4 separate regions of the Homo sapiens genome follow, and regions 2, 3 and 4 are each linked to region 1. Evidence: chromatin loops called from intact Hi-C (ENCODE). Cell type or tissue: B cell. All regions are shown on one strand. Region 1 overlaps LAMA2 (laminin subunit alpha 2). Region 2 overlaps ARHGAP18 (Rho GTPase activating protein 18). Region 3 overlaps LOC105377999 (a long non-coding RNA gene). Region 4 overlaps EPB41L2 (erythrocyte membrane protein band 4.1 like 2).

The links. Peaks named below come from ENCODE experiments on the same cell type or tissue, not always from the same donor. Only the 100,000 strongest peaks of a DNase experiment are listed, where the experiment ranks them.
Region 2: it touches region 1 in a loop (10-fold over the local background); 17 of 110 quality-filtered maps call a loop at or near these places.
Region 3: it touches region 1 in a loop (18-fold over the local background); 20 of 110 quality-filtered maps call a loop at or near these places.
Region 4: it touches region 1 in a loop (25-fold over the local background); 4 of 110 quality-filtered maps call a loop at or near these places.

What each region holds. Positions count from the first base shown.
Region 1 is chr6:129,494,380-129,502,379 of GRCh38, forward strand. All of the region lies in intron 58 of LAMA2 (laminin subunit alpha 2), which reads left to right. The region is part of intron 7 of LOC102723409 (a long non-coding RNA gene); the gene reads right to left. Among named protein-coding and RNA genes, the nearest start is that of ARHGAP18, 210 kb to the right of the region's middle. RefSeq lists an enhancer at 7,330-8,000. In B cell, CTCF peaks have their summits at 4,815 (motif pointing right), 5,015, 6,618 and 6,821; a DNase peak (open chromatin) is centred at 4,822; H3K27ac peaks cover 292 bases.
Region 2 is chr6:129,594,912-129,602,911 of GRCh38, forward strand. It overlaps ARHGAP18 (Rho GTPase activating protein 18), which reads right to left. Exons shown (of 15, transcript NM_033515.3): 11 at 5,731-5,937; 12 at 4,305-4,445. Among named protein-coding and RNA genes, the nearest start is that of ARHGAP18, 110 kb to the right of the region's middle. RefSeq lists an enhancer at 3,953-4,247. In B cell, CTCF peaks have their summits at 3,521 (motif pointing right), 3,721, 6,545 and 6,786; DNase peaks (open chromatin) are centred at 2,670 and 3,530.
Region 3 is chr6:129,933,185-129,941,184 of GRCh38, forward strand. It overlaps LOC105377999 (a long non-coding RNA gene), which reads left to right. Exons shown (of 8, transcript XR_942986.3): 6 at 4,428-4,540; 7 at 4,657-4,840. Among named protein-coding and RNA genes, the nearest start is that of TMEM244, 76 kb to the left of the region's middle. In B cell, CTCF peaks have their summits at 3,557 (motif pointing left) and 3,760; a DNase peak (open chromatin) is centred at 3,537.
Region 4 is chr6:130,867,610-130,875,609 of GRCh38, forward strand. It overlaps EPB41L2 (erythrocyte membrane protein band 4.1 like 2), which reads right to left. Exons shown (of 20, transcript NM_001431.4): 15 at 1,954-2,517. Among named protein-coding and RNA genes, the nearest start is that of SMLR1, 44 kb to the left of the region's middle. In B cell, CTCF peaks have their summits at 4,820 (motif pointing left) and 5,022; a DNase peak (open chromatin) is centred at 4,832.

The sequences.
Region 1 (8,000 bases):
AATAGAGATATTTCATCTATCTTGCCTACAACATAGAGTTATGAAAAATCAAATGGGATAATGTATGCGGAAGTTATCTGAAAACTGGAAAAAGCATACCCACATAGACACTCTGAGGAATCCCTGCATTTAGTGAATAACTACTATGTGTCCAGTACTCTGCCAGGCATTTCATATCTGTTATTTCATTTTATTCCCACCCTATTGTTTTATTTACATTTATTTATATTGCCAGAAGTATTATATTTCACAAAGGAAAATACCTAAGATCACACAGCTAGCAAGTGGAAAGCTGTCAGTCATGGGGGGTTAGTTCCAGGAGTTGATTTCATCCTAAAGCATTCCTGAGATCTGCCACATGGATTTCAGAATGTTTCCTCAGCTCTTTCATAATTCAGCCACAGGTTAGATCTTTGCTTAGCAAAGGTAAGGTTAATGATCCTCCTCTTCACCCTCATATACCTGAAAATCATGTGTTTCTCAGACTCATAAACATGTTTTCAGTTGAAGAATTAGAAAACATCATGAGTTGAATAAACTTTTTTGACCTTGGATCCTAATGTCCACTTATAAAAATGTTTCTAGGAGAAAACAGCCTAATTTCTAAATGACTAACTTAAAATTATAAACTAAAATTGGCAAGAGCCCTAAAGATCATCTGGTCCAATCACCATCTTAATGCATGGGTTCCTTTTACATGATACTTACAGCCTTTGCTTGAACATTTCATTGACAAGATTTTCCAGTGTTATGACAAGGCAGGCTCGAGTTGTTAGAAAGCCATCGGTTACATTAAGTTAAAACTGAGTCCCTAAAACTTCTATGTAATGATTGTATTTCTATAGGCAAACACATTACATTTATGTGTCCTCTGTCTAACATCCCTTCAATAATTTGAAAATAGCTAAGTCTTCTCCTTCCCTAGGCTAACCATTTCCCTAGCTTAGGTATTCTTTGTATTATCTCATTTCTAATTACTATCCCCTCCATGATCAGTATTCTTAAATTTGAAATATTCCCTTCATAATATGGCACCTACTGCTCAAAAGGAAGTCACCAGCTCAGGGGACAGTGTGACCCCTCCCTCCCTTAATTGTTACCATATTTCTATTAATGCACCTAAGAATGTTTTAATGTTTTTAATAGATATATCATGCTACTAATTCCAAATCGGGTACCATATTCAATCAAGCAGAACCTCATGGACCTTCTTCTCTACCACTAGAACATCCTCCAGGCAGGTCTCTCAGCCTGTGCTGGTTTGGATTTTTAGGGATAACCCTGCCAGCCTCCATGGATCACCTTACTTTTCTAAGTACTTACACAAACTGCATTTTATAGGGCCTCTCAAGCACATTTTTCTGTGGTATTTAGAGATCACACTTTTTCCTTTTTTCTCAAAATAAAGATACTTGCCCATCTGGGAATGGAGATTTTTACTCATTTAAGGTTCTTTTTTTTTTTTATAACCTTCTGTTCTAATTTCGATTTCCATTTCCTCTCAGCAGTGTATGTTTTAACTTTTCCGAAAACAGAGCATTCCACTTAGTAGATGAGACAGAAGCAAAAAGTTGAGTAGCATGCCAAATTGGTTGGTTTAGAAAGAATCACAGAACATTAGAGCTAGAAGACACCCTAAAGATTCCAACTCTTAACTTGCACATGAGGAAAGAAAGCCCTCAAACTTACAGCATGGCCCAGGGGGTTACACACATGAGCGATAGTTGGCACTAAAACCCAGATATCTAAATTCCAACTGCTATTTCACCTTCTTTTTGTTTGTTTGTTTGTTTGTCTGTTTTTTGAGATGGAGTTTCACTCTTGCTACCCAGGCTGGAGTGTAATGTCACAATCTCGTCTCACTGCAACCTCCACCTCCTGGGTTCAAGCAATTCTCCTGCTTCAGCCTCCCGAGTAGCTGGGATTACGGGCATGCACCACCACTCTTGGCTAATTTTGTATTTTTAGTAGAGACGGGATTTCTCCATGTTGGTCAGGCTGGTCTCGAACTGCCAACTTCAGGTGGTCTGCCCACCTCAGCCTCCCAAAGTGCTGGGATTACAGGCATGAGACACTGCGCCCGGCCTATTTCCCCTTCTTTTGCACATTATAATTAGTTATGACTGTGTGGTCAGAATTAGATTTTTTAGAACTTTCCATCTCTATTAATTGTATTATATTTTAGAAATCAGATCATGAAGCCACACATATCTTCTGTTTTAATTTGTTTCCTTTCTTATGTTCTTTTTGTGTGTGTAGGGGGAAAAGGGTGTCTTCTTTTTAAAGGTTACTAAAAGTTAAAAGTTTTACAGTTTATTTTGTAACAAATATTTATTAAGCACCTACTAAGTGCAAAGATGAATACGATATTATCATTGCTAGTCAGAGAAAAAGAGGGAGAGTTGCTTTTTCTGCCATAGCCCTCCCACTTTTATTCCATGAATTCTGGCAGGTTACTTGTCCCTTCTAAATGTAAAATAATTAATGGACAAATAAGGATAATAATATCTTCCTTCTAGGATTACTATTATGAGGGAATAAGTTATACATTTTATGCAAAGCACCTAGCACCATGCTTGGCTCAAAGTAACATTCCATCTCTCTATTTATTCTTTTGTTAGTTTAACTTTAACTTCTGTGTTTCTTTAACTTAATTATTCTAGTTAGTTTAACTTTTCACATTTTTAGGGTGGGTGGCAGGTGCTGGAAAAAAAGGGATGTGGTGAGTATTCAATTTTTAAGCAATTCCAAACCCTTTTATTGGTTTGATATGTAATGATGATATATACATTGTAATGATGTGGTTATTAAATAAGTCCTCTATAATTTTCACTTCTCACCATTTTCCATTTTTGTATCAGAATTTAGATTCTTTATTTTTTTTTTCTTGCTCTGTCACCCAGGCTGGTGTGCAGTGGCGCAATCATGGCTTACTGCAGCCTTAACCTCCCAGGCTCAGGCGATCCTCATGCCTCAGCCTCCTGAGTAGCTGGGACTGCAGGTGCATTCCACCATGCCCGGCTAATTTTTGTATTTTTAATAGAGATGGGATTTCACCATGTTGGCCAGGCTGGTCTCGAACTCTTGGGAAGTGATCCACCTGCCTCAGCCTGCCAAAGTGTTGAGATTACAGGCATAAGCCACCACGCCTGGCCCAGAATTTAGCTTTTTAAGAGTTGTTATTTAAGAACTAAGACTTAAAAGTTAACTCCTGAAGTGAGAACTGCCTATTTATGAGCTCCATATTTGTGCTAGCACAGTTGACAGAAAAGATCTATTCTCAGTGCCCTTCTTTTTCTTCTTTACACCCATCACACCCAATCCTGCCAGCAACTTACAGCATGAGGACAACATTCACTATACTACAGGGCAATGTAAGGGTGTCTTGAGAAAGCCCTGCCTTGTGAAATGGATTATGTCAATCTTATGATTAATTCATGTTGAACACGCTAGATTAAAGAGCATTTCATGCATATTATCTCATTTGATATTATGGTAGCTTGTCTTCTCTTTATACTTCTCTCTTATTCTTTAGCCCATCGAGAGCTAGAGAAAACATTTCTACATGTTCTATTTGTGGATATTTTTCATGGAGGATGGCAGGAGGTAGAGGTAGATAAGAGGCTGAACTTCAAGTATTACAGAAATTTGTTGACATGTGGAAACGTGACAAGTTCTCTGCAAGTATGTGCACTGTTTAGACCAAGTCTTTTTAACAAGGATAGCCTGTGTGGATTTGTAGATAATGAGCTGGCTGCATTCTTTTACTTGAATTTTATTGAAGAGTTCAGCCGTAAACCTCACAGTTTAAAATGTGAAAACTAAGAAAAACAATACAAGTAGCCATGGAGAATTCCTGTACTGATGAGCTCTCTTTGGGATTTGGGGAAAAGAAGTGAGCACAGAAGGAAAGAATAGAGGAAAGGAAAGCGATTTCCCTAGCAGCTTTAGTGCTACACCTTTAAGACCTAAGTACAGTCAAGGCCAAAGGATAAACTGATTGGATACTGATATGTATTTAAAGAGAAAACATACATTTTCCACTTATCAAGGAATCCTTGTTTAGACATTAATGTATAAATATTACTGTAAATGCCCAAGACCCACCAAAAGAGCTTAAGTGCAGTGTTAACAATAATTCAGTTTCTCAATAAACATCTTGAGTAGGGCTTTTATATTTTAGAAGAAGATTAAAGTCAGTGCTATAAAAAGTATCTTCCACTTATTCATCCATAAAGAAAATCATGACAAATAAGCACCAGATGTGATTTTAGCCCACATTTATTAGAGAAATTAATTATTGACTCATGAAAGAAGAAAATTATGCAATTTCTATGATGATTCATTGTTTGGTGCTTTCAAGAACAAAGATGCCAGTTTTGATAAATGTAATATAAATCTCTGCTCAGGACCCAGGAAATTCAAGAGATGCTTATCAACGAATCATACGCACTCCTGAATCTAAGAACTCATTTCCAAATGTCAGCCACCAATCTGCAGTTAGTTAGAAAAGACCATTGCTTTATTCTGACCTGAAGTTAAATGAGTGACAGTGTGGGGGTGAAAACGTTTTGGCCCCGTTACCAATTTGGTGCACTATCTACTTCCCTAAACAAGGCTTTGGGAGCATGGCTTCCTCCATAATTATTCCCAACCACATCACTGCTCTAATCAACAGGTGCACCACCACGCGAGACTCCCCACCCAAGTCCTGTCTGCCTACAACTTGTAACCTGCCAAGCAAAGGCAAATGAAAAACAAGCGTATCTGTCCTCCTTTCATATCCCATTTTCCCCATTATCTATTTCTAGTACTTTAAAAAGTCCCCACAAGGTGGCAGAATTGTAACACGTTGAGATTGATGAGCCTCTACTGAGACTGTGAATTTTTTTTTTTATTATTATTGTTGTTTTAACACATTTGAGAGATTAGTGCGTCCAAAACAACACAGGTAAAGCATCACATCCATAGAGATGAGGACGCCTTCAAGTATACACTAGCTTAGAAAAGGATGATTCATCTTGCAATGACCATTCTTTAAAAGTTCCTTAAAATTACCTCATTAGATCTTTTCTCTTACCCTTTTTTCTTAGCTTAGATTTCAGTGGCAAGCAGAGTTGAAAACATCATCCTTAGTGACAAGATCATTTTATTTCTGAGCAAAGCACAGGGCAGTTTCTATTCCATCTCACTTGTTCCCCCTTTAAAATGCTAGAAGGAAAAAAGAAGCTTGAGCAGCTGGATGAGCAGCTCCACCCACTGTGGGACATGAGGCAGAAGGAAGAGAAGAGGAAGCAACACCGGGCAAAGCAATAAACTGGTGCTGCCCTGAACACATCATGTTTTTTTTCTTTTTGAGACAGGTTCTTGCTCTACTGTCCAGGTTGGAGTGCAGTGATGCAATCATAGCTCACTCTAACCTTGAACTCCTAGGCTCAAGTGATTCTCCTGCCTTGGCCTCCCGAGTAGCTGGGGCTTTCAGCATGCAACAACATGCCCAGCTAATTTTTTATTTTTTTAATTTTTTTGTTGTTGTTGTTCTTTTGGAGAGACAGAGGGGGGCAGGGGTCCTCACTTTGTTGCCCAGGCTGGTCTCAAACTACTAGCCTCAAGCGATCTTCCTGCCTCGGCTTTCCAAATGCTGGGATTAAAAACATGAGCCACCACGCCCATCCCTTACACCCATCAGACTTGGTTTCAGTTTACCCAAGGAAAAGTGATGCAAGGAAGACACCCTTTAACCAAGCAAGGGGGAGGTCGAGATTTGTACAAAACACTACCAAATTAGAGGGTGGGGAATTTTTGTCCCATTTAAATCCTAAGGTACATATTTTTAAAAACCCTCTTACACCAGCACTTCTCAGTCCTTTTCCAACTGCCAGTTTAATAAAGGAAGGTGATAGAAGTTTTATTAAAACAGTATCCATCCTGTTGCAAATCAATGATTGATAGTAAACATCACCTTGGATGTCCTTAAAAACAAAGGACTATACACCATAATGGCTTTAAACTTTGAGGTTACATGTTAGAGTGATCAGTTTGGTACAACTCTTTTCCATAACATTGGCTCATCTGAGAATACCGTTTTATTAAGCACTGCTTCTGCCTGCTTCTTGAGGGCTGCCCGTTGCAGAAACGGAGGATCTAATCCAGGAGGTGTTCTTCTTCCTAAATTTCAAGTGGATGTAACCTGTAATGATTCTTAAAAGAACTTTGACAAAGTCCCTGTCCTTTTCTGGTCAAAGGTTTTTTTCTAAAATGGCTTGACCAGTGCCTTGTCCATCTAGAAAATCTCATAGTATACAACGAAACAACAACAAAATAAAAACAAACCAAAAAACTGCTGCTTAGCTCAGGACCAGTTTTGGATACACCTGTCCAGTCTACCAGCAATCCAAAAGTTCCCCATAACATACAGCTGCTACCGGGAGTGTACAACTGCCACCTTGAAAATTTTTTAAATTTTAATAGAGAAGTTATATTGACATTTACATATAGTAATTAGACGAGTGACTGTAACCGCAATAATATGGACATAACCCACTGGTGGTTCTCTTTTAAGCTACATGTAATTGTTTCCTAATTCCTCAGCATCCATCCACCTTTCTTAATCCCTCAATTTTCAGAGCTGAGGGTGTAAAGATGTTTCAGTGAAATTCTGCCCCCAGTGGACTCACAGCAGATAGGATTATCTTAGTGATTTCTGAGGAAGACTGCAAGCTGCGTGTGTTTATCGAGACGGTCCTCTGTCCGGGAAATATCGTGAGAGGCTGATAAAAGATCCCAATTCTATTAATAGAAGTATTCATGACTGAGATCTTAAGCTACAGAGGCCTTTCCATTCGGGCTCTTTTTGCAGGCAGCGTAATAAGAAAGGTGCCACATGCTGCCTCTAAAAGAGGCCATTCAGCTGTGCGAATGAATAGCATTTTCCTGTCCTACCCACGGGGTTTTGCATAGCTGTGTGAATTTCGGCCACAGTCTGCTCTTTATAACTGACCATCTCCTGGGAAGCAAGAAGGGAAATACTTCCATGAAGACCAATTTTACGGCATTTCAAAACACTTTAAGCCTTTTACCTGCTGTGGCAGAGTGCTTCGTTTGACTAAGATCAAGAGAAAAGAGAACAAGGCTTTTCCTCATCAAGTAAAAATTTCCTGTGTGCTGATGAGTCATCTCTGAGGTACACTCTTTGGGAAGAACACTGTGCATCAAAAGCCTGCCTTGGGCTGCTTGAGAACCTCTGCTGAGTCAGCACTCACTGGGGCAGCGGCCCAGCCAGAGCTATTAAGTGCAGATCTTAAAAACAGATGTGTTGGTGAGAGTGTGCAGGTTATTTTCTCATGTACTGCATGTTCTAAGAGATGTCATAAGCAGCCTGTATATCGACCTATCTTGTGAAAATAGAGAACAGGGAAAGGAATTGTGGCTTTGGTAATTTAAGGAGCCTTGATTATTTATGGAGCTGTGTGTTATGGTAGCCAAATGTGATCTACTCAGCCAGGACTGCTGTATGCTTTGCAAGGCCCAGTGCAAAATGGAAAATGCAGGGCCCCTCACTGAAAAATTATTAAGAATTTCAAGATGGTGACAGCAGAGCATTAAACCATGTGACTGCACAGCCCCGCACCTAGCTCTCCCCCTCAGCACCCTAGGAAGCTGATCTTTGAACAGTGGCAGTTGAAATGGTGTATGGTGGGTTACATTTTTAAAATGTGCTGGGTTGCCTAGCAACTGGCAAGGGCCTGAATGGGCTGACGTGCAGGTTTAGATACACCATCTTGAAAGTCTACATTCATGGAAACCTTCTAGTGGACTGATAATTTTCAAGAAAAAGTAATATAGTGGGAGATGGAAATGGGGAGGGCAAGAAAAAACACATTTTGCTACTCTTATAACCCAAGTGGCTAGCTTGTCATTTTCCCTGTTCGATCTTCTAAGAATAGAGCTCTTCATATGTGAAGGAAAAATGAAAGGGAAATTCCAGTTTTCTCAGAAAT
Region 2 (8,000 bases), 100 kb after region 1:
AGTTTTGGTATATATCCTTCTTAGAGTCCTTCTGTGATCTATGGAGAAACAGAGAATAATGGTGAAGAGTCCATGGATTTAAAGTCATATAGATTTGGTTTCAAATTCCAGCTCCACTAATTCCTATCTAGATAACCTTAGTAACTTTAAGATTGCTAATTCTCACTTTCCTCATCTGAAAAAAATTAGACAATAATACACCCCAATTAGACTACCATAAATATTACGAGACAATATTTGTAAAATGTTTAGCATTGTGTCTGACCTCTGCAAAGCATTAAAATCATAGCTATTACCCCCTAAAAATATAGCACTACACCATTCACTGACTCGTAACTTCTTTTATCACATAGTAACATATTACGAATCTCTTCAATGTCAAGATACACATTTGTACACTTTCATGGTATTTCGCTGTATAGATATGCCATAATGTATTTAACTAGCCACCTCTGTTCTTTTGGATTATCTCTAATTTTGGTCAGTGTAAGAAAATGGCAATGAACTTAACCATAAATATTTGCATGTTCATGCTATTACTCTCTTTGGAGGAATATCTGAGTCCAGTGAAGAGCATGGCTTTCAGGACTTTGCCACATGCTGCTGTTCTCTGGAAGAACTCTACCAATTTATATACTCCCATCAACAAGGAAATTACCTACCATCTCCTACCTACCCTCCAATCTTACACTCCCTCAAATCTTTCCTTCACCTTTCAGCAGTTCCCTGTCATGCACAGAATAGAAACTTTGCTATCAATCTCTCTTAAGGCTCACTCCTGCTTTCCCTCTGCCCCTGTCTCTCTATGCACCTAAGTGGCCAGTTAGTATGACCTGATTTTCTCTCCAAACATTTCAAATATCCCCACTTAAATGTCCAATAGACATCATACTCAATATGTCCTAAATTGAAATCATGAAATTGAAAGCAATACCATCCTTCCAATTTCTCAGGCCAAAAATCAGAGTCATTTTTGACCTCTTTTGTTCTCCTACATGATTTCCATCAGGAAATCTCAATGGCTCTAACTTCAAAACAAAATCCAGAATCCAACCATTTCTCCACTTTCCGATGCTGATACCCTGGTCTGAACCACCATTATCTCTTACCTGGATTACAAGAACCTCCCAAATGATCTCCCTATTTTTCTTTGCTCCCTTTTAGTCTATTCTCAACACAACAGCCTAAGGAATCATTTTAAAACATAGTATAGATTTTCAAGCCTTTGCTTCAAACCCCCATTTCACTCAGAGTAAATCCAAATTTCTAATGATGGTCTATCTACAAGGCCCTATGCAATCTTGCCCCATTGCCCCTCTGACCTCATTTCACACTACCGTTCCCTCTGCTGGCTTCACTCCAGCTACACTCACTCCTTAAGGTAAGTTCCTGTCTTAAGGTTTTTTCACAGACTATTCTTTCTGCCTGGACTGAGTTTCCTGAGATATACACACAACTCAACTCCCTGCCCTTCTTCTTGTCTTTGCTTAAATGAATAATATCCAGACCATCTCAACTTAATAGTGCCAGGGGATCTCCTTCCCAATTCCCCTTGTTCTGTTGTTTTTATTACTTTTGGAGGATAAATCACATACTAACACATTATATGAATTACTTCCTAGATTTACTTTTATTTTTAGAATTTAAGCTCTGGAAGAGCAGTGATCTTTGTATGTTTTGTCCAATAATTTATATTTCAAGTACCCAGTAATTCCTGGCACACAGTAGGCACATATCAAGTAACTGTTTAACAAATGACAAAAGCTACCCCCAGGCAATTTCATGCCCTATAGTTTCATATTGCATATTTAAATGATTTGGAGGAGAGTCAAGAAACTACAGCAACCAGACAGAATGAAGGAGGGGGCATGGCTTACAGCAAAGTAGATGGTCCATGTTCCATGCAAAAGGAACGGCTCCTACTCAAATCCAGGGAATTGCTACCCTGATGGAAAGCAGGCCTCTTACTGCCAGAAGATGAGGGATGCCCCAACATCCATTTGTCATTAAGACGGTGGTTCAAACTTTCACATTAAATGTTTTAGCTTTAGAATTCTGGCAGTTGCCAGTTGGAAGCAACATGCAAAAAACTCTTGTTACTTAGTAACTTACCACATATCCACAGTATTTGAACTTAGCTTGCACCTCTACTTGTTCTGTAATTGCTTTGTGTGTCTATTTACTCTCCCTAATAAAATGGCATAATTTTTTTTTTAAATTTTGGCTATTGATTAGAATTTTTTTTTTTTTTTGAGATGAAGTCTCACTCTGTCACCCAAACTGGAGTGCAGTGGCGCAATCTTGGCTCACTGCCTCCCAGGTTCAAGCGATTCTCCTGCCTTAGCTTCTCAAGTAGCTGGACTACAGGTGTGTGCTACCACGTCCAGCCAATTTTTATATTTTTAGCAGAGATGAGGTTCCACTGTCTTGGCCAGGCTGGAGATGAGAATTTTTCTACCAAAATGACAGGCCAAACAGACCTCCACCATGGGCTGTGATGTCAGAAAGCTTCCACTGCAGGTTAGATGGCTCTTCTCTAGTGACACCTGAACAACACTGATTTATTTTTCACATCTCAGCTTGACTCCCCAGTGAAGCCTCTCTCATGCTTACTTCCTGTTTTGTAGATTACGGTACCCTGGTCAGGCTTCAATCACATACCTCTGAGCTACATCCCTTCTATATGCCTTCTCCTGGCTCCTCGAGGGTGAGCACCCAGCTCCCTGACTCCCTGGGAACACCTAACATAAAGTGGGGGCCTAGCACCAAGGTGGCAATAGCATTTTGTTGATGAGTAACTGAATTTCACATAAGGAAAGAAAAAAAAAAACTCAAAGAGGTAAAGTTACAGCTAATATGTGATGAAACTGATATTTAAATCCCAAGCTTTAAAATGACAATACAGTTTTTAAATAGTACAGAGATCATTCTCAGACCAGATCATGTCTAACTATGCCAAAGTGCAAACTAAAGAAGTTAATGCTTTTTTTTCCATAAATGACAAAATTACTAAAATATTCCATTTCCAAAAAGTAAACGTTTCAGTTTTTCTAAATATTATTTAAAAGGTACACCCCAAATGTTTCCTTAAGTAGATCCTGAGCTTCAGAATATCACAGCTAAATGCCCTATAAAAAGACAAGACTATAAAGTCACTTAATATGAATAAGAAGGGCTACAAAACAGACTTAATTCACATATTTACAATGGTCTTAGAGGTAACAGAACATTCTAAAGTTAACCAAATGCCAAAAAAAAAGGCTTTCTAAAAGCCTTTAGGATAATATCAAGGCCTTTCTAAAAAAATAAGCATATTTACAACTTCTCTTTATGTTTTTAAAGATATTTAAAACTTGATTTAAAATGTTTTACAATGCCAAGAAAGTATCATTTTTTAAGAGTGAGAGCTATAAATAAATCTAAGAGAAAAACTTCGTTTTTATGATTACTGGATCCATAAGCAGGCCAAAACCGAAAATTCAGACAAAGGCAGATAACTGCATTTTCACATTATTCCACAAGATGTCAGCATGTAACTGAACAACTTCAATGGTGGTGGTAGTAGGGAGGAGGTGGATTCACTTAAATAGAACAATAGAAACCCTTTCATTTCATGAACTTACGCTACAGCTTTGGTAACTTACTTCATAAATGTATATCCATGTATATTTTATTATTGTAAACCCAGTTCTTAATATACTCTTACAGTAGTTTATAAATACAGATATTTAGGTATTTCTTTTTTGAAACATCTTAATTTTTTTCTTTCCAATTTAGCTCTCAAAATTCTTCTGATCAAATTGAGAACCTTCAAATACTTATTAAAGTCCAGGAATAATCCTAGGCACAACACAAACATTAACCTATTTGTCCATCTGGATTAGTTATTTTTCCCCATTCTACAGATGAGAAAAATTTAGAAAAAAATGTCAGTGGTTCACATGATGTTATTTACTCACTATAGATTATATATTCAGTAGGCGACTAGAGTCTCCGCACGAGAGGTAGAGGTAGGGGTAGGGGTGTAGGGGTGTGTGTGTGTGTGTGTGTTCAGTCTTGTCTTGATATCTTCCTTTGTTCCCCATTAACAACTCACATGCTGAGTCACCAACACCTGACCAACTGTCAATACTGATCATTAGCAGCAGTAGTAGGAAGACAGTTACTGATGTCTTTCACTTACAAGTAGCACCACAGCCTAATAAGTGGCAGAAAGTCATACTATGAAAACATTAAATAAAAAATTTTGGTATTAAAAAAATACTTAAGATCTGAATAAATACATATCTCCACTATTTTCTTACATCATTTGTACTCTTATCTTGCTTTTCATATTTTTCTCGGTCATAAGCCATTTTCTTCAGCAATTTCTTCATGGCTCTTTTATCCTTTTTATGATTTTCCGTGTTTTGCTTCCTCACTTGGTTTACAATAAACTTGGGAATCTATAGAGAAAAGGAATTAAGCTTAGAGAGGAAAAAGAAATGCCACCATTTTAAACTACAAAAAAAAATTATATTTTTTTAAATTTCAAAAACAGTAAAGAGTTTCTCTTTTTGATAAGACTGCCATTTTACATGCACTATTCATTAAATCTGTGAAAAGAAAATACTTCATATTATTCACTTACCAGGTGTACAGGGCATCCACGTGGTATAATTTGCCACCCACTGTGGAAGGTTCCAAAAGAGGCTTTGTGAAGTTCAAGGACATAGTGGCCGTTTTCTATGCCAGACTGGAGACCCCCTGAGGTGACGAGCAGTAGAAGCCACCTCCGTAGGTCTTTCCTTTTGCAGCCTCCTACCTACAGCCCTGCTAGCTAACCTCAAGTCCCCTTCTAATAACCAGCTAGCCGCTGCTGTCATGAGAGAAAGAACTCCCCAAGAAACAAGAGCTGATAGGTAGCTAGCAAAAATCCAGAACAAATTTATCCTAAGAAATCACATTAGCAAAAACAAAATATTTTAAGGTATCAAAATGTAACCATGAAATAATTTTGACATTTCAAACATTGAGATTTAATAAATGGACATTAATTTTTTATTAAAAAAACACATTTGAAATCATCTACATCAGTTGTCTTTTTATGGATTATAAAAATAAAGACTTCAGGATCTAAATATCATCACTCTGTCTTTTTAACAAATTAATGTTTGGAAGCTCCTCAAATAAGAGATTGAAATATTCAATATTATAATTTTGCTTGGAATTCCTTTAGGTCATTTTTTCCTAAATGCTTATAAGATGCCTCCTGAAAAATTATAAATTTCATTGGAAAATGAGCACCTAATCAACGAAGCCTCTCATCCACTTCCATCCTCTGATAAGCTGTCAAAACAAGCTCAAAATAAGTGTAAAACAGAGGAAACCATTTTTGAAGATGTTCTCAGTTAATAAGGGTACAAAATGCATGCATCCCTTTCAATAAAGGGTCTATGAAAAAGAACTGAATAATCTGAAACCAAGATAGCATGGGCTTTTAAAAATACAGCAGGCCTAAACACTGAGAAATGGGAAAATAGGCAGAAGTAAATAAAAAGTACTTCTTACAAGGCATGTTTTGACATAATTTTAAAACAGAAATTCACAGGGCCCTCCTTACCTATATGAATAAAATGTTTTTAATATTTTCTGCACTCACAAATTTTAAATGTAAATTAATAAAGCTAATAACAAACATGCAATTTGTTTTTTAAACTACTAAGACCAAAGCATATGATATATACTTACTGTCCACAGAAGTTTTTGGTACTTAATCAATAAGTGCATGGTATTTGCTGTCCCAGCTGCCATTACAAATTCTCGCTGTTCACTGGACTTCAATCCCAATGCATGACACATAAAGAGATTCGGGGCCATGACCATTGCTACATTCATGACTGTCATTTTATTTTTTTCTTTATTATCTATTACTCTTTGGAGAAATTCAAGAAGGGCCTGAAACAGAAATGACTCTTTGAGATTTGTGTCATATATGAAGATAAAAGATTAAAGCACTGTAGCATATGCAATTTTTATTTCATTGAAAAAACAAGTTGTGTATAAGCACAGTCAACTAATCACATCCAGCAGGCCCTGTTACCAAAGCTTCTCCATTTGGTTGATGCTCCCTGAGATGGAAATTTGCTTCTACTAAGGACCATGGTGCTGGGGAATGAAGCAGAGATGGCACATAGCTGAACTAGGGAGCAGAGAGAGGAGTGGGGAAGTGTCAGACCTCTGGCCTATGGGAGTCATGGAGAGCTGAAAAGTAATGTAAAACATCATACAAACATTTGCTTATTTCAGGAAATGCTGTACTTTCCTATGTAGAGATTTTTAAAAATTCCCTCAAAAAGGGTCATTCAACTTCAGTCTCATTTCTTTAAGGCAATCAATATCTGGCTGATGTGGAACTTATAAAGAATGAGCCAGGCACTGGGTATGGTGGTGCATACCTGTAGTCCCAGGCACTGGGCATGGTGGTGTACACCTGTAGTCCCAGATCGGTGGGAGGATCATCTGAGCTTAGGAGTCTGAGTCCAGCCTAGGCAACAGAGAGAAACCCTCTCTCAAAAAAGGAAAAGAGAAGAGAAGAGAAGAGAGAAAAGAGAAAAGAGAAAAGAGAGAAGAGAGAAAAGAGAGAAGAAAAGAGAAAAGAAAAGAGAAAAGAAAAGAGAGGTGAGGGAATATTGTGATAGAGAAAGCGGGGAAATGAGGAAAGACCAAAGAGAATCTTTCTTTTTTTTTTTTTTGAGACCAGGTCTCACTCTGTTGCCCAGGCTGGTGTGCAGTGAGAGATCATAGCTCACTACAGCCTCAAACTCCTCGGCTCAAGTGATCCTCCTGCCTCAGTCTCCAGAGTAGCTGGGACCACAGGTGCATGCCACCATGCCTGGCTAATTTTTTTGATTTTTCATAGAGGCAAATTCTCGCAATGTTGCCCAGGCTGGTCTTGAACTCTTGAGTTCAAGAAACACTTCCACCTCATCCTTCCAAAGTGCTAGGATTACACAGGTGTAAGCCACCATACCCAGCTGAGAATTTTTTTTAAAATGAATGAAAAGAAACTTTTCATCAGAACAGGTTAGGTTATGCTCAGCTTGATGCCACGTACACCCACCCCTATTGCAGACACTCATTGTCCTCTGAAACTACCTTCTCCAAAAGGCAAATGCAGCTGAGGTCACCCTACTCTAACATGACTTAAGGCTTCAGATTTTTCTTTTGCCTTCTTCTTTTGTTCTAGAACAACAGTAACTATAACTGCACAGGTATTCAATGTTCTCTATGAATGAGGCAGTTTATGAAGCACGATAGAGATTACTTAATCCTAACTTGGAGACAGATGCTGTAATTACCTCCATTTTACAGATCAGAAAACAATGTTTGGAGAATGTAAGTAACTTCCTGGTGGTCATACAGCTAACAAATCCTGAGAAAGAATTTAATTACAGGTCTATCTGGCTTTTGTTTCTAAATTCTTAACTATTAAAAGAATCATTTTTTCAGAGTTAGCCTAAAATCCCTACCCTAAAAAGGCCAAATATACTATACTAAAATGGAAAAAGGAAAAAAAGTATCTATCTTCCAAAGAATTTCTGGAAAAAAAAATTCCTGTAAGTGCTAACAGGTTGCTTTTGAATCAAGTATAACTGCTATATAGACCTTGAAACTTTGAAACAAATTAAGGACAGAGCTTTAATATCTAACAATGAGATTTATGTATCTAATTTCTAGTACAGTGCTCAGGAAGTTAAATTGTAATCCAAGCATAAAGTTATATAAAACAACATGTTCTCAAATGAGGACAAAAGATTAATTGAAGTTTGGAAAAAATATTTAATTTTGTTCCACAGAGACCAGAATAATTGTTCAGGGACCAGTGTATCTCTTTCTTTATGAGCATAAATTACAGACATTAGGTAATAAACCGTTTTAATTGTGGTGTGCATATGTAATAACGTTACTCAAAATACTACTATCAGAATACTAGAGAATAAGAGAGAGAGTTGACATAA
Region 3 (8,000 bases), 440 kb after region 1:
TTGCGGTGTCATGTCAGTGCTAAAAAACTTTAAGATTTTGGAGCATTTTAGATTAGGGGTACTCAGCCTGTACTAGCAATGATAACAGACTTTAAGCCAAAAGGCAGTAGTAGAATTAATAACAAGAAAGCTTCAATTCACTGGGAATGTTTAACAATTCTAAATTCATATGTACCTATAATATTTACATGGCCTCAAAGTATATAAAACAAAAATTAACAAGAGCTACAAGGAGAAATAAAAAATAATGAATATTTGCCTCATTTTCTCACTTGTTTTTAATTCACTGAATTATGTTGTATTTTGTGCTCATTTGTTAGTTGGTTTGAAATTTTTTTAGGACAAACAGGGATACAGCTTAATTAATTGATTTTAAAACTCTAATAGTGAGACCTCACCTAAATTATTAAAATTTATCATCATGGTCCCTAATCCCCTTCTGAGAAGGAACTGGAAGTGTGTTGTCTTGGTAAGAAAGCCCCTCCTTTGGGCCTAGGACCTCTCAACAAATGCTACTTTTTAATGAGACTTTCCTCTTTTGGTCAATAGATTACCCGTAAATTAATTGAAGCCTTAGGCCTTGGATATAAAGCAAGTAATGTGACTTCATTAAAATACTAAAGTTACAGTGACAATACTATCTTTGAAATTAAATGTAGGAGTTGCATCTCTTGTTTTTATTTTCATTTTAAATCTTATTTATTCTTTTATTTGCTTCTTTTGAAGTTTATTTAATGGTAATGCACACAAGAGATACAAGGTTGAAAACACATGAATGGAAATATTTTTTAAAAATTCATCTCTTTGGCCTCCGCTACCCAAGCCCCAGTTCTAAATTGTACAGGTAACCCATGTTACAGAAAGTTAGACTACCCAACAAATGTTCTTCACCTCGCTTTTTTTTTTACTATTTACCCTAGTCACTATTTCATATCAGTTTATCGAGTGGGTACCACATTTTTTTTAATGTCCTGCATCCTGCATAACATTCCTGCATGGATGAAGCACATTTATCTTACCTGCCCCTTTGCTATCACAGACAGCATTGCAATGAACAGCATTGTATACATACCTTTGTGTTCTTGCTGGAGTGTATTTAAAGAGAAAATTTTATTAAGTGAGTTGGGTAAAACGGTACAAATGTGCGTTTAATTTTGATAAACATTGCCAAATCATCCCATAGTTAAAAGTTCTACAAATGTACTCTCCCAACAATTACTGAACGTGCTTGTGCCCCTGAACTCTTGCCAGAACGGTTTATTATTACAATGTTTATCTTTAGCATTCTGATTGGTGAAAAATAGTTTCTTGTTGTCATTTCAAGAAGGACTATTCTTATGAGGGGGTTGAGTATCTTTTAAAAATACTATAAAATAATATTAACAAAAATATGAGTATAACTAATATAGTGTTATGATTATAAACACAATAAATCTATCATAAATATGAAATAAGTAATATAAGATATACTATTTGTCAAAAAAAATTGCATTACCAATCAGATGAAAGCCACTGTATACCCTTCCCTAGTTGAATTTCTCTATCTCGTTATTTCAGAAGTATTTGCTACCTTGAATTTAACATTTATCATTTTCAGGTATTTATGTAGATCTTGCAACACATTTATTTACTCCCAAATTACATATATTTGTGTATATGTGTGTGCATATAAGTAGTTGGCATGTTTTTAAATTTCATATAGTGTCATATTGCAAGTATTCATCCTGCAGTGTGCTTTTTGTCCTCGACATTATTTTGTGATAATTCACTCATGATATTTATGCAGCTCAGATTCATTCACTTTCTACTGCTCAGTAATCCATTGAATGAATATATAACCATTTATTTATTCTACTATTGATGGTCCATTTAGGCTGTTTCCAATTTTTGCTCTTTGTGACAATGCTACTATGAACATCATTGTAAACATCTCTTCATCGACATAGGAGCAGACCTGCTGGGACCTGCTGGGTCACAGGGTTTGGATTCTTCAGCTTTACTACATATTGCCAAGTTGCTTTCAAACGTAACTGTTCCAATGTATGCTTTCATCAACAGTATAGAAGAGTCCTCTTGCTTCACAGTTTTGCCAAACTTGGCTTTAGAAAATATTAATTTTTTGCCAATAGGATGCATTTGAAACAAAATTTCTTACAGATTTAGTTTTCATATGCCTGATTATGAATAAGACTACACATCTTCACAGATGTGTAAAAGCCATTTGTGTTTTTCCTTATGTAAACTACCTGCTGTGGTGTTAGCTCATTTTTTTCTATTAGGTTATTGTTTTTTGTCTTATTTTTAATTGCTTTGTAGAAAGATTTTTATTTTAGGAGATTAGGTACCTGCTACCTTAACTATCATTTTTTACCATCAATAGTTTTTCTAGATTTTCTTTTTTCTTGTGTCCTTATTTATAGTACCTTTAAAACCAACTATTTAAATTTATATATTTTATATATATTTACATAAATATAACTTTATATAAATGTGATCACATATAGGCATTTTGTATGTGTGCAATGTTTTTCCACTTTTTATGTGGTTTTCTCCTTAGTCTCTCCTACTTTTCCCCTCATGTGGCTTCCCTGTTCCCCCTACAAAGATAACTCATATTATAAACTTTACATTAATTATTCCATACTTTTACTGCATTCAAATGCCTCTATACGACTTGTACATTTATGTACATACTCTGCAGGATATTTTAATTTTGTCATTATTTGGTTTATAAACATGCAATTATGCTAATACAAATTTTTTTTGCTTTTTATATTTTCATTTAACAATACTTTGGGAAAATACCTCTAAGTAAAACTGTGTGATTCTAACTCATTTTTCTAATGGCTCCTAAATTTTGTTGTATCAACAAAAATTTTGCTAAGCAAAAATCACAGCATAGAAAGTTACAGGGACCTAAAGAAGGAAAATTGTACTTAGTCAAGATTTTATAAATATATTTTGGATATGTATATGCATGAACTTTAAAGTGACATTAAGAGGTACATTTTACTCCATAAAATTTGTTGTTGTGGAAATTAAATATATGAATGTATATGTACTTCTTTTGCTTATATACTTATGTATCTATATTATATATAATTTTGTATATGTATTACATAAATATATTTTTTATATATTAGAGATACCTATCATATATTATATATTTATGATATTTATTTATATTATTTATATATCTTATATGAGGTAAATATATATTTATATATTACATAAATGTATAGTATATATAAGCATATACTATATATGTGTAATATGTGTATACTATATATTGTGTATATATCTATACACACACATAGAGAAAGTGAGAGAGACAGAGAGAACAGAGCCAAGTGATAGGAAGTACACTCTATTCCTGGCTCAGTAACAGACTGTGTGGAAGTGGGGGAATAATTTCACTCTGTGGACTTCAGTTATCTCTCCTGTAAAATGGAGGATAGAGTCAGGACATAGACGGCTCTTCCGACGAGGTCAGAGTTCCTCAAGGCAATTTAGGAGGAATCCAAGGTTTGCCAAGGCTTTGCATTCACCAGCTGACATGGCGCCACCACGTGGTAATAGTGTAAACAATTTAAAATGTATTGGATCCGTCAGCTTTTAAACATGATTCATCAATGTTTAATTTGAGGAATTAAGATTATTTAAACTTTGGTGCATAAACTGAGACTTTATTAATATGTTTATTTTTCACTATTTGAAATTTGCATAAAATGTGACTACACTGTATAGACAGGGAAGTTTTGAAATCTAACATTGTTTCTGTAACACAGAGTAACAACCAACTACATTTAAAAATGGGGAAAATATGATAATAGAAGAATTATTCACATCAGAAAGTATATTTTAAACAACAATATACAACATCTTTAATAGCCATATGGTTAAAAAAACTTTTCAAAATGCCTAAAGTTCCTGAAATTAGTTTAGTGAGTGGGGTAAGCGCAGAGTTGGGTGAAAAGACACAAGAGTACCTCAAGAACTTTTATTGTTAATATTATATTATCGTTTAGACTTCAAAATATTTGGGATTTACACTAAACTGAAGCACATTACACAATCTAGTAGTGAGATAGTAAGTAGAATCAAAATAGAGTATCAATTTTGTTTATTTAATATTTACATACGTATTGTCGTTTATTGAAATAACTGTATCAACTCTTGCTGCTTTTAGATATTTGATTCGTTTTTTTAGTAAATTATTAATTTTAGTACAGTTTTAGATTCACAGAAAATTTGCAAAGAAATGAATTTCCATATACCCCGTACCCAATTTTCTATGTTAGCATCTAACATTACCATGGCTCATTTGTCATAACTAAATAACAAACATTGATACATTATTATTAATTAAAATTTGTACTCTATTCAGATTTGCTTAATTTTAATCTAATGTTCTTTTTCTGTTCCAGGATGGCATATTACATTTAGACATTATGTCTTCTTGTGTTCCTCTTGGCTGTGACAATTTCTCCGATTTTCCTTATTTTTGAAGGCTTTGGCAGTTTTGAAGAGTATTAGTCAGGTATTTTGTTGACCGTTCCTCAATATGGGATTGTGAGATGTTTTTCTCATGATTGGACTGGGGTTCTGGTTACTTGGAAGGAAGACAACAGAGGTAACGTACCATTCTCTTCACAGAACATCAAGTATTCATACTGTCAACATGACCTGTTACTATTAATAACCATGATCTTCTGTTAACCTTGATCATCTGGCCAACGTAATGTTTTCCAGATTTCTCCATTGGAAAGTTACTCTTTTTCCCACTTTGCCTGTAATACCCTTTGGAAGGAAGTCACTATGCAAAACCCACACTTAAGAGGTAGGTAGAGAGCTATACTCACTTCCTTAAGTAGGAACTATGAGCATAAGTTACCCAGAATTCCGTATATTTGTCTCTTTTCCACATTTGTTTATTTATTCAGCTATTTATATTGGAAGAACTCATGAATATTTATTTTATACTTTGGATTACAATCCGTTACTACACTATCTATCTTGATGCTCAAATTGTTCTAGTTTGGGCCATTGGGTGTTCCTTGAGGTTGACTTCTCCTTTCCCTTTGACACACTCCCATCGTTTTGGTTTTGAAGCACTTCTTTACTTCCTGACACTACAAGATGCTCCAAGCTCATCTTGTATATTTCCTGCCCCAGTCTTAGAATCAGCTATTTATTCACGTTCTGGTTCATTTCATTTGAGAATGGTATTAGAAACCAACCAAGATGTGGGCACGAGGCGTGACTTTTGTTGACTTTGGATCCTCCCTCTGTATGTATTTACATAAACGCTTTCCTCTCCATGTCCTGATCATCTTAAAACTGAGCTTGTTTTAAATAGAGCTTTGAAATTTTTAAGAATAGTTTAGTCAATAAGACTTCTTGCACTCTTGCTAACTATTGTTTCAATTATTGCTACTGTTAACACCACTACTCCACTAATGGTAAAGTTTGTCACTCTCAAATATGAATTCCGGATAAAAGCTTTCTGGAGAAAAATATATGAATTATTTACGCACTTTTCCTCACTACATTCCTTTTCACTAAATCAGCAGCCAACAAATATGTGTCTCTAAGGGAATAAACAGAGCTGTGTGTACATATGCATACAGGTGTTTCCCTTTAGGCTTCTTATTGGAGCACATTGCTAGAAGAAATCTGCCAAAATTATTAGACTTTGATTCACTTGCAAGCAACACCTGTGTGTTCTCTTCATCTTTACATTTCCAAGGCTTAGCTCAATGCTTGATACATTCCAGAGGTTTCCTAAAGGTTTGCCGAATAAATTGCAGAGCCCCCTGGAACATGGTGAAGTTTACCATCAATCATTTAAATGCATCTCAGGGTTTGTTTTGTTGTTGCTGTTGTTGTTGTTGTTGCTGTTGTTCTTGTTTTGGGGGGGATTTTTTGTGATAAGTTTTTGTTGTACTTTATCTGCTTGTTTTTGCTTAGGAAGGCTTCAGTGACAGTAGTTAAAGAAATTGTGGTCACTATCACATTTTTTTTTTTTTTGGTAGAAACTGATTTCATCTCTCTGATACTGTTTTATCTGAGCCATGGTAAATTAATCACAGTTTTAGGCTTCTTCTTCACTGGTAAAATAAAGCCCAAACTGCTCATTTAAGAGAAAATGCTTGGCCAAAAGAAGCCTGTAAAACCAGAGTGTGCTTTTCCTTGATTCACAGTAAAACATGAACCCTTTATTTGAGCTCTTTATGACATGGAAAAGCATTTCTATGTATTGTGTTGAATAAGCTATTCTTCCCCCGGATGGTATTGAATTTAATTAGAAGAAAATATCTTCATGAAAATAAAGCTTTAATGATATACTGCTTCATTTTAAGACCATAAGTCATCGTATCCTCTAAATGGTGGGATAATGATGCTGAAACAAAACACTAAAGAGGGAAAAAGTTATTCATTTGGTGTTCAGTCTTTCTGTGGAAAACGTGTGTTTTTATTCTTTATCTTCCTTATATTTTTACTTCCAATTTCCCACTTAAAAGAAGATTCTCTTGTATGTTCTATTTTAATTTTACTCTAGATTCAGTACAATTTCATAAAATGAAATTCATTTAAATATAATTCAGGAACCAAGCCATCTTGAATGAAAGTATTTTGAGACAGCACTCAGGGTTTCAATATAAACACCGCCATCATCCATCCATTCATTCATTCATCCACCTATTAAAAATCTGTGTGTCTGTTGCCATCCTGGTGCTGAGAAAACATGAGTGGGAAAGAGAGATTCATCACCTCAGCAATTCGCAGGGAAGAAGGAAAAAGAAACTGAATAACGTAGTAGGATGGTCCTAGCTGAGTGAAAGAGAGCATGAGACCTGGATATGACCTGAAGTCTGGTTATATAAGAGTTTGTATGAGATAGCCTCCAAAGATAAAGTATTGTGCACAAGTGTACAACAAACGGGGTAGGTGAGAACTGAGACAACCTGCAGTCTTGTCTCTGGGCACTAGTGTTTTTCTTTTTCTGTCTTCTCTTTTTAAATAACAATTAACATTTATCAAGTGTTTGCCCAAATCTGGACACTGATCTGAATATTTTGTGTGTTCTTAGTTAATACTTCATTCTTCACAACAGCTCGTCACAACACTTGGTGCACTGAGACAGATTCTGTGTTGCCTGGAGTAGGCATTGTAACTCTCATTTCCATTTTGCAGATAAGGAAACAGAAGCACAGAGAGTTTACATAATTTCACTAAGATCATGCATCCCCAAGTGTTGTAGCCAGGATGTAAACCCAGGCAGCATGCCCCAGAGCCTTCCTCCTGCTCTAATAATGGTCTGCACTACTTGAGCTTTAAGGAGAGGGGAGCAGCAGGCACAAGCAGAAGGAGTTGTTTTTCCAAAGGGCTTCATGAGACAGGTAGAATCAGTGAAGAGGGGAGTGTGGGGTGCACACAGTGCTTCTTAGGTCTGTCAGGTGGCAACAGGTGACCTAGAGTCGGAGATTGAATCTAGCCTCGCTCCTTGAGAGTGACGGGGTCGGGAGCCCTGAAATCCACACATCTCAGAATGGATACCATTATCATTTGGAACAATGGTGGCCCTGAGACATTCTCTGGAAACTTCAGAAGCCCAAGGATAGTGACAAAGAGGGAGAGATGTTGGGAGGAATCAGGGTACGGATGGCATGGATCAAGAAAATAAGTGTAACCTAGAAGATACTCTCTGGGAACTGTTCATGATGCTGGGTGTGTTGATACAGCTTAAAGGTTATTTCAGTGTGGGGGACGCTTTGATGGCCTTGTCAAAAGTGTGTAAGCATTGCTTTGTTAGTTATTGATTTGTTTTCCCAAGCAGTGCATATGACATCCCTGAACCTTTCTCTGCTTTCTAGGTACACCATGATTATGAGAGATTTATGTTTTTCACTTCATTGAGCATGGTTTAAATGTTTATAGGTCTGTATTACTTTCATAAACTGAAAATAAAAATCTCTCATAATTTGATAGAATTGGGT
Region 4 (8,000 bases), 1.4 Mb after region 1:
ATTCTAGAGGTAATAAAGTAAAAGTGTTTAATGGAACCTTCACAAATAATAGTAAGAAACATATCCAAACACACACTCATGCACAAAAGAAAAGAGTAAAAGCAAACAACCTAAAACAAACAAAAGAAATAAAAGAAAAATTTTCCTTCAAATATATCATATATACACATACATACATGTGCACATAGATACGTACATATATATGAATGTGTGTATGTGTACATACACATATATGAAAAATAAGTTGACATGATGGCTTCCTAAATTATGTTACTCTTTAAATTAAGATGGTCCCAAACTACTTTTATGTCAAGCCTAGTGTATAGTGACACACACACACACACACACACACACACACACACACTCTCTCTCTCTCTCTCTCTCTCTCTCCTCCTCCCTCCTTAGCTTTGGGCAAGTAATAATAAATTGAAAAGAAAATAGAATGAACTATGTGAAGTGACTTGTCTCTATTTTTATTATAATTTAAAGGACCACATAGTTTGTGTGAAGGCTCACTGCCTTTAACTGGCATGCCAGCTAGGTAGGCTAAGATTTGTTCTTCTGCCCACAATACCTTTTCTGCCTTATTGTTAACAGACACACCATTTTCAGAAAGGATGTCTTCAAGTATTACTGTTTTCAGTTATACCTGTCTAAAATTTGCAGTGTTTCTTCTGTATTACCTAAGTTAAAATGCTCTATCTAAAATTACTCCATCAATGTTACACCAATGCTTTGAACAATTTAAAACATTAAAGGAAATATTCAACGGCTTATTAACATTTTAGTCTGCCGAGTATGCATGCTTAATATTAATGCAACACCAGACTATACTACTACCAAAATACTGCAGTACTTTCTTTGAGAGAACATTCTCAACAGGCATAATTATTTAAAGAGGAGTAACGATATGTTAAATACAGAATAGTTCAAAGTGTTCAAAGACTCTTGAAAAATCTTCTCTAAAGTGAAACAGAAGTTTAAAAGTAACATGGTTAAAATCCACTTAATTATTTTAAGACAAAGTCACTTCAACATTTTCCATCCCATCGAAGAGAACAAAATAAATCTCTGTACTGTGGGCATTTAATATTAAAATCAAGAAATATTCCCAAGGAAATAAACCCTCCCTCAGCCTAACTCCCAAATGAGAGACACTGCACTTAGTGACCAAAAAGTTCTCTTCTTTGAAAAGAAAAAGATTCATGTCCAATGTATAGATAATCCACAAAACATATAATCATCTGGCAAATACTCCAGAATTGACATCAGGATAGAATGAGAAGCGAGGATATCCTCCTATCAAATAGCCTAGCCTCTGGCTGCCTGGAAGAAAAGAAAGGCTCTTAACAAAACCATACAACCCCTGCAATCCCAAAACAGAAATCACAGTGGCATTCAAGAAATAACATTCTCATCACTGCTGGATACTGCATTCAGAGAACCACGGTAATCAGAGACTGCTGTCATTTCTAAAACTCTGAAGCTGAAGAATGAGCCAAGAAGTCAAACCCAATCATGACATCAGGGGCACACACACTCAGCAGTGACCATTTTTTTTTTCAACATTACATATACATTTTTCTAATTAAACCAAAAGGGGAAAAAAAGGCATTTAGTGTGAGGAAGCAGTGCAACTGAAGACAAAACAGTTGAAAACACCCAAAACATGCAAAGAAAAATTTAAATGTGAAAAGGGAAGGAAAAATTGATGTGGTGCTTCTAGGAAAGTTTACCCTACAGGTGTCCAGTGGCCGCAGAGAAGCTGGAACCCATGAACTGGGCGGGCAGAAAATCCACAAAGCAGTGCTTCCCCCTTCCTCCCATGAGAGAGAAAAATCAGATTCTTGTTGAAAAAAGCTGAAGAACTGGGAGGACAGGAGAAGAAAGGCAGGAGTTCCCCATCTGAGAAGCAGCTCTAGAGTTTGGCTCCCACCTGGGACTCCCATTTACCTCTGAACAACAAATAATTTGTGGCAAAACATCAATGTCAACATGGGACACCTCTCCGTTAACTTTCTGTGGCTCTTCCTCTGCTTCTTCTCCCATGTCTTGCTTAAGAGCGCCTTCGTGTACACTCTTCTCTCCGGGTATCTTTTGGGCACCTACATTTTCCTGGATCACTGTTTCTACTGTGATTACACTGGCACCTGCTTGTGTGACTGGGCTGGCTTCGGGCACTGCTTCCTCCCTCTCTACTACCTTGGCTGCCGGGCGGGGTTCTTCCTCCACCTCTTCTTCATACTCCTGTTCCTCCCTGATGGTGCCCTCGGTCACTCGGTGGTGGGGACGGTACTCTCCCACGTCTTCCTCCTCACTCTCACTGCTGCTGCTGCTGCTCTCAGAAGACAGGGAGGTGGAGTCTTTTTGTGTCACAGGCTCCACCTTACGAATCTCCCCAGGACCACTCCCAGGTGATATCTCTTTACCATTCATTTCTTCTGTGATTACTCTTTCGTCTTTCCCAACCTCTGCCCGCTTCTTCTCCTCCACTATATTCAGAGTCTCATGTGAACTCTGTACAAAAAAAGATGGATGAGGGAAAACAAAAATATATGAATAAATAAAAACAACGGAAACCCAAATTAACCGATGGCAGATTCATGTCATGGAGAAAAACAAAGATGATTATGATGGCTGACTGAAAGGGAAGCGGGGCAAACGTGAGGGCAATGAGAAACGTGAGGCAATGGTGTTAACATGGAAAAAGGGGAGAACCTTAACAGCATCCCTGGCTCCAGTGCAAGGCCCTTCTGACTCGGGAGCACGTGTCTGCAGAACAAAAAGCAACCGAGGACACAAAATCAATACAGTTTTACCTCAACAACCACTGAAACAAACATCTGACACTGCAAAGACAAAACAGCAAGAATCAACATCTACAGAAACCTCTGCTCAAGGTCACATAGAGGACAATCAAGACAAATGCCAAAAAGCTTACAAAAAGACACAAAAACAGCCAGCATCCTCCCAAAGAAGTAAAATGCTTTTATTATAGATATACCTATAAGCTCTACCTATGTAGTTAAAACAGTTTACAAAAATTGAATTATACCAAAGCTGACTCATCATTTTAAAGAAAAAAATTTAACTTTTAAAACCTAGTAACAGTTTTGGTTTTAATCAGACTATAAAGTCTAGCCTGGAACGCTGATTCTTAAATGAACACAGCACCAAGGAGATGGCACTTTTATTTTTTGCTGGTTTTCTTTAAAAAAAAAAAAAAAGTTTTAATTGGCAAAATTATAGTTAGCCTCAGAAGGCTATTAACATGAAAATGTTCATTCCAGAAATGGTTATTAACTTTCCAATTCGTATCATAGGTTGGCAAAGGCTATATTATACAATAGGGTGGGTGTCAATGGTGACTCCAAGTGTTTCCTTTTACAATTTAGCTCCTCTACTAGCATCTTTGAAATCTAAACTCAGTCAAGTTTATTATTTGACATGTTCACTCCTATCCCCTTCAGACATCTACTTCTTGGGAGTAAAGTAATTTACTCCAGTTGAGTAATATAGCACCTAAATGTTCAATAAATATCTGTTGACTTAATACATTAGGAACAAATTACTATGTTATGATATTATTAACTAGGGTGGAAACCTTTTTGTACAGAGGGGTTTTTAAAGCTTCACATTTTTCTCACACTTACAAAAAGTCTGCTTTACAATGATATAACTCAAGCATGGCCAACTTTTTGACTTCTAGGTGGTACTACTGCCTATGATCTAACTTAAAAATAATTCAGCTAGAGCCAGGAGCCCTATTTATTCACGAAAGTGACTCCATTCTGGATGGAGAAGGGCACCACACCACTGAGCCCTCTGGATATTGTTGTGAAGCTGCCAAGGTACTAACTGGACTGGAGCCTCTAATAGACAGCAGGGCTGAGTTCATCTCTCCCAGACACTTGGACAACCATGAGCTGAAGATCCTAACATCACACACACACGTCTCTGCAGCACTGTCAACGTCTACTCACAAACTCTCTTGGACCTGCCCTATTATTCTTAAACACATGGTAAGGGCATGGTTTCATTGACCCAAATTAATACCATGTAAATCACATTACTAACAGAAGACAGCTATCTTTCCAGTTTTATTGAAAACTCAGAGGTTTCTAGATATTAAACTGAAAAAACTCTCAATCTATTTTGATAAGCAGGTAAAATTTAACCATGACTACATATAATAAACATATCCAGTGACCAGAACATTTCTGAAACACACATTTCATTATTATTATAGATCAGTGAATTATTATTATTGTTATATCTTAACCTCAATTAGCTGGATAGGTTCTGCCCAAGTTCAGGGAATTCCTTAGGGTCATTCAAAAGCAATTATGTCATGGAGCATGGGAGGCACTTCAGATTTTTTCCATATAAACAGAATTTTAAAAATAACATGCCATCAGAGGATGCCTGAAATTTGGGGTTTTGAAAATGTCAACTCTGCAAAGCATATCTGGTTGAGGGTTTCCCTCTGCTTAACAGCCCAGACTCTGGAACTTAATGATTTAAATTATTCTCTGAATTTAGGCAGATTTTTTTTTTCTTTGACCAAAGAAGCAGGAGAAACATCCAATCTATATCTTTTCTTCATGTTCCAATTCAGTCATTGTTTCTTGAATGTTTCTCCCAGGAAGAATTAATTTCACCAATGAAAGCACTGGAGGGAATGGTGCCTGAATATTTAAAAAAATGAAAATCTCTCTCATATGTGGCTTTTAGTAACAGGGGAAACAAAGTAAAATGCACCTCAAGCAAGTGTGAGAAGGGCGAGGAAGAAAGCTTTTCAGAAGGTGCATTAGCGCTCACAACAGCGCCCTCTGCTGTCCAAGTGGTGGCTGAAGTGAAGGTGGCTTTCATGCTATCAGAAAAGCCCTTTTCACTAAACAAAATTGATGTTATCTCCTCTTCTAGGCTCTAGAGAGGTCAGAAAAGGAAGAGCAAAGAATTAGCAATAAGTCAGAACAGACAGCAGTGACCTATTGGAAGAAAGGAAAGGTTACACAAGAAAGAACAACAGAACAGCATAAAATGAAAGAAAAGATGAGAATTCTGACAGATTCTGGAGCAGGCTTATGAAGAGGTTTGTGAGCGCCAGCTTTTCCACCCTGCTTGAGAATCTTTGATAGTTGCGACCTCCAGAAACCAGTGAAAACTGCTTGGCTGATCACCAACTGAGCACAACCGACCCACCCAAACGCCATTTCATATATTCTTGAGGTAGTTCCTTGGCCTTTCTCTGCACGGAATGGCCTCTTCAGTGGCCCCTACACTTGAAATGCTTATTCCTGTGTTACAGCTTGGGCAGTCCTCCCTCTCCTGCCTCCAAGGCCCTTCTTTGCCCTTATCTGCACATTCTGGGCCTTTCCAGTTTTCTAACCTCCCTGAGGCCCACTTCATAGTCTGCATTTTCTGTAAGGCCTTCCCTCACCACTCCAACTCCTACAATCTCCCTCCTCAATACCACCTTAACTCTCTGTACAACAAACATTCTGACAGCAGCCCACATTCATTCCCTCAGGCGTGCTAAATATGCCACAGAGTAAATTACCCTGTCCCCTTTTTTTGCAAAAAGAAACAGGTAAAGAAAAACAATTCAAAATAGGAAGACAAACTCAGAGTTGAAAGCTCAATGAGCAACGTGAAAATTATTTCTCCCTAAATTAAACCATTAAAGCAAATTTAACTTTGCTGTGTCTGGCTCTTAAACAATGGCTCCCAACCTGCCTGAGGGACAGCAGAACTGTCCTTAGAAACTTGAAATGTCAATATTCAAGAGTCATCATGAAGCACCCCCTCATGTCAGAAGTGTGAGAATAATTCCTAATAAACCCCACTATTCAGGTTTTTTTTTTTTTTTGAGACGGAGTCTCGCTCTGTCACTCAGGCTGGAGTGCAGTGTGCCGCGATCTCGGCTCACTGCAACCTCTACCTCCCAGGTTTAAGTGATTTTCCTGCCTCAGCCTCCCCAGTAGCTGGGATTATAGGCGTGCAGCACCATGCCCAGCTAATTTTTATATTTTTAGTAGAGACGGGGTTTTGCCATGTTGGCCAGGCTGGTCTCTAACTCCTGACTTCAGGTGATCTATCCTCCTCGGCCTCCCAAAGTGCTGGGAATACAGGCGTGAGCCACCGCACCCAGTCACTATTCAGAAATCTTAAAGAAAAATCAATGACGCTCCTAAGGGGCCCCTTCATACTGTGAGCTAAGAAGGGTGAGGAGCGCAGAAAGTGAGGTGAGGAGGGTGAGGGGAGTAGGCACTTGCAATATTCAGCAGAGGAAAAAGCTTTTGGACTGACTTAACTTCATTACCATCTCTATGATTACATCGTCCCTTGGGGAAGTGGGGGTGGGTGGGATGCCCTTCCCAGTGAGAGATCACTGGGGAATTTAAAGAAGTGCCACACATTTCGTTATCCAATGACATACCTTCAAAAGTACCTTACAACTCAATGTACATAATCTCTTAGACTCAGGAGAGAATAGTCTATGCAAATTTAAGTCATCATAATTCATACAACACGTTAAGAGGATTACAATAGAGTTATTTACCCATTAAAGATTAAATGACTTGGTTTCCAATTTTCTGCTCTACTCTCAAAATTGTTCAAACTACAGCCACTTTGAAAATGCAATGTATTTTTTTTTTTTAAAAAGAAACTATTCCTGCTTTTTTAAAAAGCTATAAAAGCCCATATTATAGAAATTTGGAAAAGTGGTCAAATTATATACTTATGCATAATTTTTTTATTTTACTTTCAATAAGAATTACAATTCAAAGATAAACGAGAACCCCTGCAGAATTAACAGTAAAATGAAGATACAACAAAGACAGAAATTGAAAAGGTACTCTGGTAAAGTCAAAACACTCCCGTAGACAAATGCTCACATACTTTCAACTAATAGTAGTATGTTATTTAAAGAAAAACAAAAAAGATACAATGTAGGTGGTCAATAAATGTTTGTTGGGCAAACGGATGAATGGATGATTGTAATAAGAACAATCTATATGAATGTCAAAAAAGTATGTATTTTCCTGCATGTATTGGAGAGGAAAAGAACAGAAAAACAAGTAACTTCAAGTACAGATAAACCACTTGGGGGCTTTTCCAGATTTAAATTTCACATTAACATCACTTTAATGTGACTTCTATGACAAGATATTTTACACTGTACATTCCTAAAACATGAGATCCAGAAAAATGATAATAATTTTAAACATCTCCACTAAAATGTCAAAGTTTCCTACTGCAAAAATCCAAGGACATCACTTTAAATTTGATCGAATGATACCATGTGATTGCTTCTGAAGGACAGGTTATGAAAAATACGTAATATTTCAAAGCATGTGATATTAAAGTCCTCATTATACACATGGAGTCTAATTGGCTTTGGTTTCAGGCTAACCTTTAAAGTATATAAATATGTCACTTGGTTTAGCTTCATGACATTATCTTTCTCATTTGCAATGTTCTGAAAATATTTCATCTCAACTAGACCATAAACTCCTTATTTCTACTTATTTTGCCTCCTTTCCCAACCCTGCTACGTGTTCTGATGAATACTCTCTACCAATTAACAGAATCTACTTTGTGGAAGGGAATCACTGTTTCCTTATTAATAATCTCTGTTCTCATTCACAGCCCCTATAATCTATTCCTCATCCAGTGCCAGGGGGACTTCTGTCAGAAACAGGTGGGATTCTGCCACTACTCACCTTCAAACTCTCCAATGCTTTCCCATCATTCTTATTGTACAATTCCAAACTGTTAGCATGGCCTTTAAGATCGTGACATGACCTAGGGTCTAACCTCTTTGAATTTTCCTTCCTTCGTGCTCCCCCTTGCTCACCAAGCCCCTGTCATTTGGTCTTTCAGTTCCTGTGTTGTGGCTCGTCCTTACACGTGGATACATTTTCACATGTCCACCTGGTTATCATTAAGGTTTCAACTCAAATGTCATCTCCTCCTGACCACAATGACAAAAC